Regions from separate parts of the Mus musculus genome. Here region 2 is linked to region 1. Evidence: chromatin loops called from intact Hi-C (ENCODE). Cell type or tissue: left cerebral cortex. All regions are shown on one strand. Links, peaks and the distances in the headings refer to the core of each region. The heading gives the core; the rest is flanking DNA.

What was found. A loop is a pair of places that touch in the nucleus more often than their neighbours do. Peaks named below come from ENCODE experiments on the same cell type or tissue, not always from the same donor. Only the 100,000 strongest peaks of a DNase experiment are listed, where the experiment ranks them.
Region 2: a loop joins it to region 1, with 2.7 times the contacts of the local background. A loop is called at or near these places in 5 of 42 quality-filtered maps.

The regions. Positions count from the first base shown.
Region 1 is chr15:8,623,078-8,631,413 of GRCm38, forward strand. No RefSeq gene overlaps it. Among named protein-coding and RNA genes, the nearest start is that of Gm46508, 45 kb to the left of the region's middle. In left cerebral cortex, for the core only: CTCF peaks have their summits at 1,022 (motif pointing right), 2,463 (motif pointing left), 4,199 (motif pointing right), 6,310 (motif pointing right) and 1 weaker place; DNase peaks (open chromatin) are centred at 581, 984, 2,463, 4,259 and 3 more places; H3K4me3 peaks cover 1,372 bases; H3K27ac peaks cover 303 bases.
Region 2 is chr15:8,796,616-8,804,951 of GRCm38, forward strand. All of the region lies in intron 2 of Gm31340 (a long non-coding RNA gene), which reads left to right. Among named protein-coding and RNA genes, the nearest start is that of Gm31340, 90 kb to the left of the region's middle. In left cerebral cortex, for the core only: a CTCF peak has its summit at 605 (motif pointing right); DNase peaks (open chromatin) are centred at 608 and 5,271.

The sequences.
Region 1 (8,336 bases), core at 282-8,281:
TGAGGGACCTGCTGCCCTCAGAAGTGGATGACCAGGTAGAGGACGGGTAGTGTTTGGGAATGGGTAGCTGGAGTGGGCAGTGATGCAAACACGGGTGTGTCAGCCTGGGATTCAGAGAGCCCAGTGCCTGTTGCCCCCTTGGGTTGGGGATACAGATGAGTAGGGAGGGGTCCAGAATGAAGGCTATGCAATTCTATAGGAATGTGGGGTTTATCCTGGAGCTGGGATTGTGGTTTAAATCAATGGTGACAGAAACCCATGTCAGCACTGTGCCACAGTATTTAGAACCTTACTAGCACCAGTATTGTCTTTGCCTTTACCCACTGGCCAGAAAATATGCTAAGAGAAGCCTGGGACAAGGTCCTTCTTTGTTACGACTTACGATAGGGTTATGGAGTATTCCTATGGGCCGAGTGGGCCTCTCTTACTAGCTTGGCCTGGTCACAGCAGATACCATCAGCTGCCAGGTGGAGAAGGATTTGTGTGGACAGAGACTGCACAGTGTCTTCATCGCATCTGGGAGGCTGAAATCACAGGAAAGAGACTGGCTAAGGCCGAAGACTGTAGCATCAGACTTTCCTGGATGTAACTCCAAGTTCACCATCTGTTCACTCTACAACTGAGAGTAAGCCAGACTCAGCTTCCTCACCTAGAGATGAGAGTAATGACAAGGTAGCGTCTAATGGGGCTTCATGAAGTATACACAGGAAGAGCCCAGTGCTTAGTAAGTGTATTAGAAGTGTTGAAAGGTATATGGAACTTAACATTGGAGGAGCTATTAGAGAGTAAACAAAATAAGATACCCTGATTATACTATAGATTGTTTTTTCTCATTGTGATGTCTCAGGAACACAGGACAGGAGATGATCCTGACTCTAAGTGGCATTGCTGAGTCCAGCTGCATGAAGAAGCTAGGTACTCTTGGAGGAGGAGGAGGGACATAGAGAATTCTGTTGCCAAGGGGGTTCCCTGGGCCTGTGCTTTCCTTTCCACAGCCACCAGATGTCAGTGCTGACAGGAGTTGCTCCAGGGTGTTAGTTCCAGAATGCACTCAGGTCCTCATTGAGCAGATAAAGCAAGCCTCTTTCTTACAGGTGACCATATTCAAATTTGTCAGAGTGTGTGATGCTTTTCTGGGCAATAGACCAGAAGACCACACCAACAGAACTCTGAACTAAATTTTCCAAATATGTGGTAGGAAAGCATTTGGCTTTTTAAAATCCACAACATTACTCCTTGAAGAACCTGCCTCTAAAAGATGAACCTTGGAAAGCCATGAGTTCTGGAAACTGAAAGGTCCTCAAGTTCTTGCTGTTCATTACATGGAAAATTATTGATAGGCTATTAGCTATTGGTCAGCAAATGCTTGGAAGTAAAGCTTTAAACTTGTGACTTGTGAACTGTTGCTTAGAGTGAAAGCACATACATGTAACGAAGAGTTGTCAAACTGGAGTTTTCATGTGTGTGACTTCAGATCCTGTCATTTAAACGCGCTATCTGGGGTCCATTAACCTCCAAACCTCCAGACCAGTTAGCTTCCAGGGTTAGAGTAGGCCATAGCAGGGGAACACCTGCTTTAGATATAGACATGGTTTAAATAGAGACTTTACCTCGAATAAACTATGTATCCTCTAAGCCTCCACTTTTTCATAGGTAAGTAAATAAATTAAGGTCTATTTACAGGTTTCTTTGTGAGATGTTGACATATTTAAGACTTTTAGCACATTCTTCCCTCTTCTGTATGTGAAGTTTTTATGCTATACATAACAAGAGAACATTATAACTTAACGAAACAAGGGCATTTCTAATGTGCAAGGAAGACTGAGTACCAAAAACATAGGCCAGAAACACGTAGGCATGGGGTAGTCCTACTGTGTAGTCTGTGTGTCATGATGCTTGGGGCAGCACACTGGATTAACTACTCCATAGAGATGTGGAGGGATGAAGACAGACCTGGCCCGTAGTGTTGTTCCCTTGGATGCCCTGTCTCACCCTCCGCTTGTAATCACCACATGAATATCATTGCTACATTGTTTTCCCTGATAGGATCTGTGCTTGTCTAACAAGCAGTATTGATGAGTTAGTGCATAGTTATCATGAGCCTGGAACTGGTAGACCAGATGTTTTGCCCAGATGATTATCACTAGGGAATCTTGGGTGATGGGGACATCTGGAGTATCGACACCAGGAACCTAGGATTGTTTTATTGGAGCTTAGGTAAGGTGGGGTGTTTTTTGTTTGTTTGTTTTGTTTTTGTTTGCTTGTTTGCACACCAGCTTTTCTGAGTGTTGATTTGTGTCCCTGTTTTCTTGTGATGTATTTCTGCATAATCTTCCTCACCAGAGCATTGACTCCCTGGACCTGTCTTGCTTTTATTACTAAATTACCCACTTCCACAGACTGATGTGGCTTTAGAGCCAGGGAGCACAATGGTGATGATTTGCTGCCATCCTGTGGTGGCACTGCTTCCTCTGCAGACACAGCCATGGGTGACGAAACTCAGGAGGGCAACACTTTAGCGTGGACACGTGTGCTAACTGTGGGAAACGTCTGTTGGGCTCCTGAGCTTTCGGAAGTGGTGTAACCACACAGAGTCCTGCGCCCAGACTGGTGTATGGTATTCGGCTTAATCTCAGCCCTAATAAAGTTCTAATTTTTTTCAGCACTGTAGGTGCTGGGCATGAACCAAAAGTGTGTTGATTAAGGTTCTGTAAACTTCTTTGATTCTAATTCCCCAGAGGAGGAGGCAATGCTGGGTACAGAGATGTGAGGCCACACGTGCAGGTAATACAGTGTGTAGAGAGAGGAGACTAGGGCTGGAGAGATGGCTTGGTGGGTAAAAACATTTGCTGTCAAGCTGGATGACTTGAGTTGAGTACCTGGAACCTGGATAGTGGGAGGAGAGATCTGACTCTCATAGCTGTCCTCTGACCTCCACACATATCTTTTCCAATGGATAGATGATAGATAGGTAGATAGATAGATAGATAGATAGATAGATAGATAGATAGATAGATAGATGGATGGATAGATGGATGGACAGATAAAATTTCAAAAGAAAAAAAAGCTCTGGAGCTTCAGGCTACACAGTCCGAGCACAGATGTAACTACCAGGAGTGACTCCTTGCCTCGGGAGCTCACAGCGAGCACTGGGTGGGAGCAGAATGTGAGCAGAAGCTGATGGGTAAGGGAGTTTTTCATTCTCCAAAGATGGACCCTTGATGTTCCTCTGCACAGTGGGATTCGGGTTGGAGATGCCGTCTCTGCCTTCCCATCAGGACAGGAAGCCAATGGTTACTGGCTTTCTTCCCAACTCTATCAAAGTTTTCCTTGATCTTGGAGAAGACGCCTGCTAACTTTATGTGGGGCCACCTCTCTCCTCACTTAGGTTTTCATGAGGAAAGAACCAGACAGGATGCAGGCGTGGCGTGAGCCAGAGCTAGAAGTTGGGGCCAAGCCCCTTCAGCATCTGACTTCTAGGGTGGCCCATCTCTCTCTCCAGTGAGGGCTTTTACCCTTTTATCTTATGGGGCCTCTGAAGGGCAGGAAGTCCTGGGTGACCTGCTGGCACAGGCTGCAATTTCAAGGGGGGAAATCTATGTGGAATAAATTATAGAGGCAAAACTCAGCCAGACATAAAAGGCTCGAATGGTTTGAGTTTCATAGATGAATAAATCTCCAAGGGAGAAATAGGAAGCAGGGGATGAGCTTTTGAAAAACTTGTATGAAAAAAGAACCCCAGAGAAGAATTCTCTACTGCCAGGCCTTGATTTTTTTTTTCTATAACACTGACATAATATTTGAAGGCGAGCTGATGTAATTTTCCCTTTTACTTGTCAGAATACTCTCAGCCAAGCCAGCCAAGGCTACTTATTTGCCTGAAAAAATTGGAATAATTACAGTAGAGAGAAATTGACAGTACTCAGGTTTTTGGTTCTCACAATAGGATCTCGTCTCAAGGCAAGAGGCTTGAGAGCATATATTACAAAGGAATCCCATTTGCTAAATTCCCTCATTTCCCTTCTTTCTTATCATAAGCCAGACCGCAGGGTTCTTATGCAAAAGGAGAAGTGGGCAATGCCAAACCCAGTCTTGCCAGCTGTGGGCACGGCTGGAGAAAGAAAGGCTGACATAAGGGGAGTCGCTGAAGATACGGTCTACCCCGACCTCATTTCCTGATTGCCTTTTGCGCCCTGACCAGCAGAGGGCATAACTGGCACATCTGAACTTTTCTTATTCCTGTGAAATGCGAAGGACAGGTTGAGAAACTGGAAGTCTCATGGGGCCCTGTGTCGATAGGTCAGCGGGAGCAGATTGAAGAATGTAGAGGGGAGAAGAGGGGGCGGGGACACCAAGAGACACAGGGTGCCAACCATCTTAATAGGAAGCGGCTGCGTTACCCGGGAGGGATTGCACACCGGAGGATAAGCAGATGAGTTACATATCGTCTTAGTCCCACTACAATCACATGCCCTGCACTGGGGCATAAGGCGCAAGAATTTACTTTCCCACAATGCTACTGGCTAGAGAAATGAAGATAAAGGTTCTGTGGTTAGGTGAGGAATTCGTTTTCTGGATCGGGAGAACGCTGTCCTCACATGGTGGAAGGCTGGAGTATTGGGAACAGAAGGCTGCACGGAGCCGCCTTTTTTTTTTTTTTCCAGCCACTGTCCATGAAGAAGTCCCATCTTCACATCTTAAAGGCCCACTGCTCACTATCACTGTGATGCCAATGTGTAAACTTTGACAGGAACACATTCGAATCTAAAGGAAAGATCTCTTAACCCTTACATTGCTGGAGGCAACCCGGCACGCCGAGACTAAAGCCCTCTTCTCCTATGTGATTTGTAAGACCCTCTCAAGTGGACCCTTGGTCCTTGTCTGGCTCCATCCCCCATTCTGCCACACTGCCTCCTTGTGGTACTTTGCCTCCCCCGGGGAAGCCCACCAATGCCCACCTGAGGTGTTTTACCACCAGCCTTTTCTTTCCTATGAATCCAAGGCTGGTGCCTTACTTCCTTAAGATCTTTTACAGGAGACTTGCCCGGGTAGCCTCCCTGACTACCCCGTCCTTAAAGTTCTCTAGTTCCTCTCCGAACGTCACCCTGCACTGGTGTGCTTCCCATCATTGACTATACCTGTCCTACATCTTAATCTGCTTGGGCTGCCTTAACACAACAGCACGGACTGGGCAGCTTAAAGGACACACAGTTATTGGTCACAGTCTGGGGGCCGAAAGCCCTTGGCGCACCCGCATGTTTGACCTCTGAGCTGGTCTTTTCTGGCTTTCAGACACGTGGCCTTTGCTCTGAGCTTGCTCTCTCTCCAAATACATGTTCACTGGGGTTGAGTTCCAATATACAAACATTGGAGGTGACATAGTTTAGTCTTCGAAAATCTATTTTACACCTGAATAAAATAGAGCTCTGGAGTGGGGGTGGTGGTGGAGGGAGGGGTAGGTTTATCTACAGTGCACATTAATGTGCCTGAGATAAGGTTGACACTCCATAAATACCTGGCAAATAAATGAAGGATCTGAGTTTTCTCGATGGGTTGAGTGGTACGACAAAAAATTTTATTACCTCAAATAATAAATTTATTTTATTATTATTATTTTTATTTTTTATTTTTTCGAGACAGGGTTTTTCTGTATAGCCCTGGCTGTCTTGGAATTCACTTTGTAGACCAGGCTAGCCTTGAACTCAGAAATCTGACTGCCTCTGCCTCCCAAATGCTGGGATTAAAGGCATGTGCCACCACTGCCCAGCAATAAATTTATTTTTAAATTAAATTTAAAAAATTAAATTTTAATTAAAGCATCAGTAAGTCTTTGAACCAGTAAGCATGTATGCACATCGGTGACTTTTCCTTTGTTTTGTATCTATTCTGCCACAATCCTAGGAAATTAAAATGCACGAAGAGAGACATGGGGAGGTTTAGGGCCAGAGAAGAAGAGATAAGGACGCTGGTGGTTAGCTTCGTGGTCCTTGCCTTTTCAGACTCTGGATCAGACGTTCTAAAACCTTGGCGCGCAACAGTCTTGTTAAAGCACACTGCTGGGTTCTACCTTCCAGAGCCCTGGATGGGGCCTGGGGAACTAGCCTTTCCTGTAAGTTCCCAGTTACTATCCATCCCGTCCTACACACTGGGAATCACACCGCAGACACGGACTTACTCAAGTTCACTTTTCATTCGGGCTTCTGAGCTGTTTCTCGTTCCACAGCCCTCCTGGAGCCCATCATTGAGGAGTTTCTAGAGAATGTTGGGTGGTTTATACGGTGTGGGCCGCTCTGGGTCGGGAGGTCCTTGCCACAGGGTGGCAGCAGTATCCCAGGCTTAGAGTGGCCTCCTCTCTGGGCTGCTTTAGTAGCAAATCTCCTGGTTCCCACCAGGGAAGGTTTGACTGGCTTTTCCATTTCCCCTTGGCTGGGAGGTGGGGGTGGGGGACAGCAGTGGGAAGGGGGCCGGCAGAGGGGGAGGTCACTGGCACACAGAGGGACAGTTTTGTTCCCTGGGAGACTCTGGGAGAGGAAGCTGGGTGGTCTCCCCGGAGTGTCGAATTATGCGCTTCACAAAACCACCATGCAGCGCAGGGCTGCTGAGAGAGAGCCAGCACTGACAAAAGCATCGCAGACACTGGCAGGGGAATCTGCTCTGCCCCGGTGCAGCGCCCGGAGCCCCTCCAGAAGAGCTCTGTCAGATTTCGGAGAGTCTGGTTTCCAGCCTCCCTCCCAGAAGACAGCAGTTCTTGCAGCTTCTCGCGGGCTTGCTTCCATCCATCCATCACATCTGCGGACCGCGAAGCCTCTCTGTCTTCACTGGCCCGTTTCGTTATAAACATTTCAAGAGCCGTCCAGAGTGCCAAGAACTGAGCTGAGAATTTGATGAACACACATGTATATAAATGATGTATATGTGTCCCGTTTATTCATTTACCACTTCTGCAAAGTGAATAATTACATACATCCGAGATAAAGAAGTTGAACTTCTTTATGTGCCATTTAACTAGCGCTCACTTCATGAGCATTCCTTTTAACATGGTAACTCAATGAGAAAGCTGGTTTGGGGATGGCGACTTTATCTGACCTCCACAGGTACAGAAGGGATCACCGAGGTCCAGCGACTTTTGCAAGCCGATTGAGAAGTCAGGTATATTATGACATAGATTAACCAATTGGGTCCAGATTTGGGATTAAACAACATCTGAAGGTCTTTAAGTTTCAGGAAACATTTCTCTCTCTCTCTTTTTTCTCCCCACCCCTTTCTCTCTCTCAGGTTGAGACATGATCTCATTAGGTAGTCCTAACTGGTTTCAATCTTGTGGTACTTTGGCCTCAACCTGCTGAAGTATAAGGACAGGCATAAGTTTACTATGCCTGGCGTGACATTTTCCTTAGGACAGCTGTGCTTTCTGTTTGTTTGGCATAGTTCTCCTAGGTTTAAAAGCAAGCCGGCTTTGGGATCCTGTTGTTTGAATGCAGTGGCTCTGGGTGGTAGTCTTCAGATAGGTGTTCCTGGCCGAGACCGTTTTGATCAGCTCAGTGCTCCCAGCTGAGCTGATTCTAAATGGTTTTTATTTTCTCTTGCAATGGCTATGTCTCCAAGCTCCTGTCTGGGCATTTTCAGGACTCAATAAATTTCCCCAAACTTACACAGTTAGAGAAAGCGCTCCTAAGTTGCCACCTGATGCCATTTCCCATTAGATTGATGGCGGTCTTGAAATCGGCTATGGACCCACCATCTCCTAGGTGGGAGACAGTGTCTCTACTTGTTCCTTCTGCTGTCCCAGTTGGACCCTGCTTCCCACGCCATCATACCTGGCTTAATGTAGGGGCTTTTGTGGAATGACTGCCATTTGGAATCTGGAAAAGATTTTGAAAAAAAAAAATTCCCCATTTCCCTCTTTACAGCTCCTGGAAAATTGGTCACGTTTGAACAGGACAATAGGGCAGACACATAGGTACTTTTCTAAAAGACACCCTCAAGTAAAGGGGAAAATGTGCTATCTCTTAAAAGCAATGCCAGAGACATGTCTGTATTTTAATGGGTTACAGAGAATGTTCTATGTGGAGTAGGGATGGAGAGGGGATGGGGGAAGAGAAGAGGAGAGTGAGAGAGAGAAGCAGATGCCAGCTTTAAAGTACTTCAAGTACAGATAAGCTAAACACCATTTAATTTATTTAAGACAGTTGCGTGGAGCCTCAAAAGTGATTCATCAGGCTTTTAAATGGTGGCCACAAGATTTACAAGGACATAATCAGTGATAATATTACCAGGACAAAGAAACTGTAGGAAATTCTAGATGTGGGAGTTTTAAAGAATGTTTTTGCTTTCAC
Region 2 (8,336 bases), core at 278-8,277, 170 kb after region 1:
TACTTACAATATCTAGGAATGGAAACCACTTCAATGTCCTTCAACTGAAAATGGATAATCTATACGTGGTACATATGTACTATGGAATACTATTCAGCTATAAAGAAAAATGAAGTCGTGAACTTTGCTAGTCAATGAATATAACTAGAGATGACCATATTGAGTGAGGTAACCCAGACCTAGAAAGATCAATATTGCATGTTCTATCTCATCTGAGGCTCCTATCTTCAAATCTTCAGATAGGCGTACATATCCTCTATTATTTTTTGATATCTTAAGTCTTTGCTTACCATTGTTATTTCCTTTATTATACTTTATGTCAGCTAGACTTTCAATTATTTACTTTTTGGATTGAATGGCACTTATATTTCAGCATCCATTCTTTTTTAATGTAACAAATCTTGGACCGACAAACCTCCCCCCCCCCCAAAAAAAAAGAATGTTATTCTTACCCAGTGTGTTAATGTGCTCATTCTCCATCCAGATGATGGAAGGCTGGGCAGAGGTGAACTGTCAGGCAACTGAGGTGCACAGATGTCCAACTAGGTGCCAGACTCAGAAACTTAGTTGCATTCAAGCTAAAGTAGATAGACCATCACCAGCAGGTGGCACCCAGCCTCAGCAGGGACTAAGAATTTAGACTCTTTAAAGAGTTGGCATATAATAATTGGTATCCTTATCACTCACATATGCTGTTGTTAAATGACTAATAAAGGTTATCACCTCATGTTCTTTTTATTTCTTTGTTATAAGATTATTTTAACAATTCTGTTCCAGCTAGTTTACAATATAAAGTACATCATTGTTTATATCTTCTTACTGTGCAAGAGAACAGTGAAGTTATTACCCTCACTTGAATGAACTTTGTATCTGTTTACCAGCCTCTTTCCATCTGCCTTCTACATCCCTCCATTATCTGACAGTTCACTCTTTTCCCTACTTGTATGAAAACAATTTAATAGATTCTACTTGCATGAGGTCAAGCTTTATCTGCATTTGACATATTTAATATAATGCCCTTCAGGTTCAACATTGTTGCAATAGACAATTCTTTTGAACAGCTCAGTAGTAGTTTCTCTCTCTCTCTCTCTCTCTCTCTCTCTCTCTCTCTCTCCCTCTTTCTCTCTCTCTCTCTCTCTCTCTCTGTGTGTGTTTGGTATGGTATTTTCTTTAGGCTTTCATCTGACCGTGAACACTTAAACTAATTCTGTGCCTTATAAATTATGAACTGTGCTCTAGTGTATGTGGGAATGCAGGTGCAGAGATCTCTTATCCATACTAATTTCATTTCCTTTTTGTAGATTTCTACTTGTTTCTGCACAGCGGAGGTAACAAACAGCAAAGCAAAGAAACAATATGCAAAGTGGGACATAAAACTTGAAAACTATTTGTTGATCAGGAGTTAATATCCAAAAATGTGTAAGGAATTACACAACAATATTGTGTAATTTTATATTACTCAACATATATTACTCAACACAATCAAGTTCCCGAAAAAAAAAAAACAGATTGGAAAATGGCTCAGATATTTGGATAGACATTTCTCAAAAGAAGACATAAAAGGGAATGATAGATCCCTGGGGGGAAATGTTCCACCTCTCTCAGCATCAGAGGAAGGCACTCTATGGTCACACAGTGAGAGCCAAATCACCCCGTGGGAGTGGCTCCTGTGAAAATAAGACGGTAAGCATTCAGGAGGATTTGGAGAAATTCATAGTTGTAAAGGAACACTACAGATGGTAATGAAAGTGGCTAGGCCAGTGTGTAAGACAGCATGGATGTTTCTCAAAATGCTCAAAATAGGATGATCATTTGATCCTGGAATAAAACTTAGAATATGATACCCCGCAGGGTTTCCAAAATTCCTTGCTATGTCCTCTCCTCACCTCTCCTTCCTTCCTTCTCTCATTTCTAACTTTTATTGTGTTTCTTGATTTCATTATATTATTGGTTAAATTTTTGTCTTCTGTTGGCTTAAAAGATCCCTTCTATCTCAAGTATTTTAATAAATTCAACAAAAGTTCTACCATGTTTAGTTCACTGTTTATTCAATATATCTTTGCTTTCCCCTCTCTGATAATGTAATTTTCCCCCTGTTGTTTTAATTTGCTGCCCTTGGGTTGCCTCGTCACCTCTTTTTGCTGTTTTTTGAAGCCAATGCTTACTGATTTATTTCCCACCTTTCTCTCTCCTGATTTACCCTGCTATGGTCCCAACCTTCGAAGTCCAGCAAATAAATATATGTTTTTCAGATCTGGATGTCAATGGTAATTTCTTATAAAAATCTTGTTTTTGAAAGGTATTTGACCCTTCTTCTGAAACAATAGTTTTATGGGTATATGAGAAACTTTGCCAGTCTAGCGATAATTCTGTGGGTAGCCAAACTGCTGTCTTTTCTTCTACGGTTAACTCTCTCTCTCTCTCTCTCTCTCTCTCTCTCTCTCTCTCTCTCTCTCTCTCTCTCTCTCTCTCTCTCTCATATATACATATAGTAGAATAGAGTTTATTCAGGACATGGGGAGAGGGATTGAGAGGGTAATAGAGACAGAGAAAGGCAGGGGGCAGGAGGAGGAGAGGTTGGCCATGAGCACGTGGAGAGTGCGGGAGGAATGGGGAGAGAGGAGGTAAGGGGCAAAAGGACAGAGGGAGAGCAAGAAAGCAAGAGCTTTCCCTATACTTTTAAGAGCTTTTATTTGGTTAAAAATCTGTTTCCAGTGTATAGTGTGGTAATCCTTGGGACATTACTTCAACTCTGGGAAATTACCAGCCATTTTCCTTTTGAAGTGTTTCTCATTTCCTCTCCAGCATTTGTTTGTGGAATTTGTATTCGATCTCAGTTGGAATTTAATCAGATGAAAGTCTGTGTCTTTCAATCTCTCTTAGATATTTTTTGTGTCGCTGTCTCCTCACGTTTCATTCTGGCCGGCTACCTCAAGTTTCCCCAGTTTACTACTTCTTAGGTGTATATAGTTCACATTTAATATAAATTTGAATATTAACAATTAGGTTTTTCAGTACTCAAAGTTACACTGGATTGCTCTTCAAATCTTTTTTTTTTAACTTGTTAAAGATCTATGAATTTATTGTGTGTGAGTGAGACACGAACATACCTGTATGTCATGATGCATACGGAAAATCAGAGGACAATTGCCACCATGTGGGCTCTTGGTCTTGGCTGCAAGGGCTGTTTGCATGTTCCATTGTCTCTTACATTTTAAAAGCCCCATCTTCTTATTGTTTTATTCTAAAATATTTTATTACCTCGATGCAGTTGTATTTACCTTGTGGTATATTTTCAGCTATTCTTGCTATTATTATTTCTAGTCCTTGGGATAAGTATTTGCTTATGTGTGTGTTCCCTAATACTTTCAGACCTTGATGCCTTCTTTTTTTTTTTTTTTTTTTTTTTTTTGCTTGGATTTGGTTTTGCTTAGTTTTTGAGAGATGGGTAACAGAAAGAGTGAGAAAGAAAATTAAGAAAGTGAAGGAAACATAAAACTCGGTAGGTAAAGATATGTGTTCATATGTGACATATTGAAGATATACAGTGTTCTTGTTCATGTAGATGTGTGCATATACCATGTATGCACCACATGATTTTTTCTTCTTTTTTTATTTTAATTAGGTATTTTCCTCATTTACATTTCCAATGCTACCCCAAAAGTCCCCCATACCCTCCCCTCCCAGTCCCCTACCCACCCACTCCCACTTCTTGGCCCTGGTGTTCCCCTGTACTGGGGCATATAAAGTTTGCAAGATCAATGGGCCTCTCTTTCCACTGATGGCCAACTAGGCCATCTTCTGATACATATGCAGCTAGAGTCAAGAGCTCCGGGGGTTACTGGTTAGTTCATATTGTTGTTCCACCTATAGGGTTGCAGATCCCTTTAGCTCCTTGGGTACTTTCTCTAGCTCCTCCATTGGGGGCCCTGTGATCCATCCAATAGCTGACTGTGAGCACCCACTTCTGTGTTTGCTAGGCCCCGGCATAGCCTCACAAGAGACAGCTATATCAGGGTCCTTTCAACAAAATCTTGCTAGTGTGTGCAATGGCGTCAGCTTTTGGAGGCTGATTATGGGATGGATTCCCAGATATGGCAGTCTCTAGATGCTCCATCCTTTCGTCTCAGCTCCAAACTTTGTCTCTGTAACTCCTTCCATGGGTGTTTTGTTCCCAATTCTAAGAAGGGGCAAAGTGTCCATACTTTGGTCTTCGTTCTTCTTGAGTTTTGTGTGTTTTGCAAATTGTATCTTGTATCTTGGGTATTCTAAATTTCTGGGCTAATATCCACTTATCAGTGAGTACATATCATGTGAGTTCCTTTGTGATTGGGTTACCTCACTCAGGATGATGCCCTCCAGGTCCATCTATTTGCCTAGGAACTTCATAAATTCATTCTTTTTAATAGCTGAGTAGTACTCCATTGTGTAAATGTACCACATTTTCTGTATCCATTCCTCTGTTGAGGGGCATCTGGGTTCTTTTCAGCTTCTGGCTATTATAAATAAGGCTGCTATGAACATAGTAGAGCATGTGTCCTTCTTACTGGTTGGAACATCTTCTGGGTATATGCCCAGGAGAGGTATTGCTGGATCTTCAGGTAGTACTATGTCCAATTTTCTGAGGAACCGCCAGACTGATTTCCAAAGTGGTTGTACAAGTTTGCAATCCCACCAACAATGGAGGAGTGTTCCTCTTTCTCCACATCCTCACCAGCATCTGCTGTCACCTGAATTTTTGATCTTAGCCATTCTGACTGGTGCGAGATGGAATCTCAGGGTTGTCTTGATTTGCATTTCCCTGATGTTTAAGGATGCTGAACATTTTTTCAGGTGCTTCTCTGCCATTTGGTATTCCTCAGGTGACGCTTTCTTCTTAGAAGAAAAAAAATCCCTTGGTTAGTGATTTTAATTATAACCCTCTCATTGGTTTTTACCTGTGTACCCTGGACTGTGAGTAAAGTCTTACTTTCTATGTGCTTGTTTCTCCCCAGATTACCATGGCTTCTACTGGTCATGGACCAGGGATTCTGCTAATTCCTTGCTTCAGATTCTTGCCAAATGCAGATAAGCTAAGCTCTCACTCCAGATCCTGACCTGCAGCTTTTATAAGATGGCTATATATAGTTTCCTAGCCAGAGCCCAGGCAATTTGACTCCTGCTGCTTTGCTGAGCAGTAGATAAAGTTCTAGTTCCCTTTTTGAATTCTAGAAAGGTTTTTGAGAGCACCACTTCTAAACAGCAATCTCAGCTCCTGCCTGGCCGGCCTGCAGGCTAAATTTACTGTGGTGTCCACATCAAGGCCACGTTCTTCCTCGGTCTTCCCCTGGCATGTCAGTTAGAGCTCGCCTTGCTGATTTTGAACATCCTTTTTTTGTTGTTGTTGTTTCCATCACTTGGGTGTTGCCTCAGCTGTCTGTTCAGACTAGCTATTTTAAAGCTGTTAAACGTGTATCTAGTATTTATATGCCTTTAGTTGGTGGTGGCAGTGATGGCAGCTTTAAGTGGAGTGACTGTAACATTGGTATTGACAGTTCTTTGCACCACGTCCTGGTCCTCTGTTAATCACATCTAACCAAATTCTTTCTCTTTTCCTTGACCTCCGATCTTAGGAAAGCTGGACAAGCCGGATGCATTGAGTTGCATACCCCGGATTCCTTTTCTCTCCCAGATTCATTCACGTCATTTCTCATAAATAACTCAGGACGGCTAGGGCTGGAAGAGCCCTGCAACCCTCTTATCTGATACTTTATAGATCACAGGAGGAACCAGGTACCAATTAGGGCTCTGCATTTGGGCCTCCCCACCTAGAATATTCCCAGATTCATTATGCTCAGTGTCAAAAAAGAAGCATTGCGGGGCACATACCAGGTGCTCTGCTTCAGGAAACCCTCAGGGCTTTTAGAGAGCTAGTGTGCCACCTAGAAGACAGAGACTTAAGTGTCCCTTCTGCTTCCATCGGTCTGAATGCCCCTGATGCGTAGTAGGCATGGACTGATTGCTTTCTTTCATTTTTTTTTGTAATTAAAATCCTCTATGATTCATCTTGAAAACATTTTTTTTTACAGCTCTTCGTTCTATCAAATCTTCCTACCAACAGTTCACAGGGTACCTGAAGATATAGCTAATTTTAAAATGGGAAAGTAGATAATTTTTATTCCTTTTTTTCAAACTCAGTACTGAGAAATTGTTCCCACAGGAAAAGGCACTTCTGTATTAGAGAATTACCCAAAGACCACCCAATCGCAAGCGAGGCTGGTGTGGTGTTGAAATACTTTCAACCACTGCTCTGACAGGTGCTGATCCATAGTTGTCATTTAACCCACAGGTGAGTTCTAGACCAGGGGTAAATGGCAAACTTATTTTTTATTTGTTTTTTTCTGTTTTGTTTTTGGTTTTGTTTGTTTGTTTTTTTTGTTTTTGAAACAGGGTTTCTCTGTGTAGCCCTGGCTGTCCTGGAACTCACTCTGCAGACCAGGCTGGCCTCAAACTCAGAAATCCGCCTGCCTCTGCCTCCCAAGTGCTGTGATTAAAGGCATGTGCCACCACCACCCAGCCAAGCTTATTTTTTAAAGGGACAGGCAACAAATATTTAAGGACTATAATCTTTGTTTTCTTTACAAGTTTTTCAAAAGGCTTTTCCCCTCTTGACTCTATTTAAAGACAGGCTATAGGCCAGATTTGGCTAACTAGTCTAACTATGGTTACCGACCCTTTTTCTAGACCAGTAGTTCTGAACCTTCCTATTGGTGCAACTGTTTAATACAGTGCCTTGTGTTGTGGTGACTCCCTACTATAAAAGTATTTCATTGCTACTTCATAACTGCAATTTTGCTAGTGTTATGAATTGTAATGTAAATATCAGATATACAGTATATCTGAAATGCATCTCCAATGGGGTCATGACCCACGGGTTAAAAACCACTGTCTTAGACCGTCATTGCCTGATCGTGGCCATGCTGACTTTCATAATTTCAGTGACTAAAGTAGTCTGTACCTAAGGACATTTGTCCTAATGAACTTGATAAGTTTCTCTAAGACAGTCAGCTCTCTTGACTTTCTCACTCCCAGACGGTGACCTTTTAGTCTAGTCTTTTTTAATCTAAAAAACAAAACAAGAACTGAAAAACGAAGAAGGGCGCTTTGCACAGGTCAGTCCTGTGGTTTCTACATACACAATGTTAACCCATCAGGAAGTAATTTTCCAGGTGGCTTCCTGACACTGCCCATGTTGGAGCTTATTTGGACCACAGTAACAGTTTGTACAGCTCATAGTTGTGGTGGAAGGTGAGAAGAAGAGGGTGGGGCAGAGGCAACTGTTACGGCCACAGGTAACTGTCATGGCCAGAGGCAACTGAATGGCACAGAAACTTTGTATACCCATGCAGTTGGGTGGGATCACAGCGTCTTAGCAAATCTACTAGGAACAGCCCATAGCAAATACAGGTAATGAATACTGGAGTCAGTTTCATTCTTAAAACCTGGCTTAAATGTGGTTTGCTTCTTCTTCAACAATTTTATACATATACAATGTATATTGATCATATCAACCCACAATTCCTCCCTCACCCAGACCCCACCAGCACCTACTCCTCCTACCTTCTTGTCATCTTTTTTCTTAACCCATTAAGTCCAATCAGTCCTCATTGCATGAGCATAGGCAATCTACCAGATGCTACACACCTAGAAAAAAGTGACCCTCCCCATACCCTGAAGCCATCAATTGCAAATAGCTCTTTGAGCGTGGGGTCTCATGAATCTCACCCCATCATGGTAAGATTATTGACTGGTGTGGTCTTGTGCAGGTAACCATAGCTACTGTGAGTTCATGAACACAACAGCCACATCATGTCTGGAAGACAGCTTCTCATAGCACCCCTCTTCATCCTTGGGCTCTGGAATTCCTTTTACCTCCCCTGAGTCGTGCAGGAGTGGGTGGAGTTTGACATAAATGTCTCATTCAGGGATAAGTACTCAATAGTCACTTGATCTCAACACTCTGATTAGTTGTGAGTTTCGACTCTCTGCATTGGTAGCTACCCACTGTAAACCGTCTAACCAAGGTTGAGAACAGTACTAACCAATCGGGTATAAACACAGTTAAGAGGTAGTTAGCAAGATGCCTGCAAAAACCTTCTTTGATTAATACTAATGATATGATCATGGGCAAGATTTTTAACTGCTTCTGTTTTGATTGTCTCATCTGTACATATTTTATAATTCCAGTTTACAAGCATTACATGTAATATATAATGTGTGTGTGTAGTATTTGTGCATGCTTCCAAAAGAAGCCTTTGCTAATTAATCCATTAGAGATCAAAGACCATTCTTTTTTC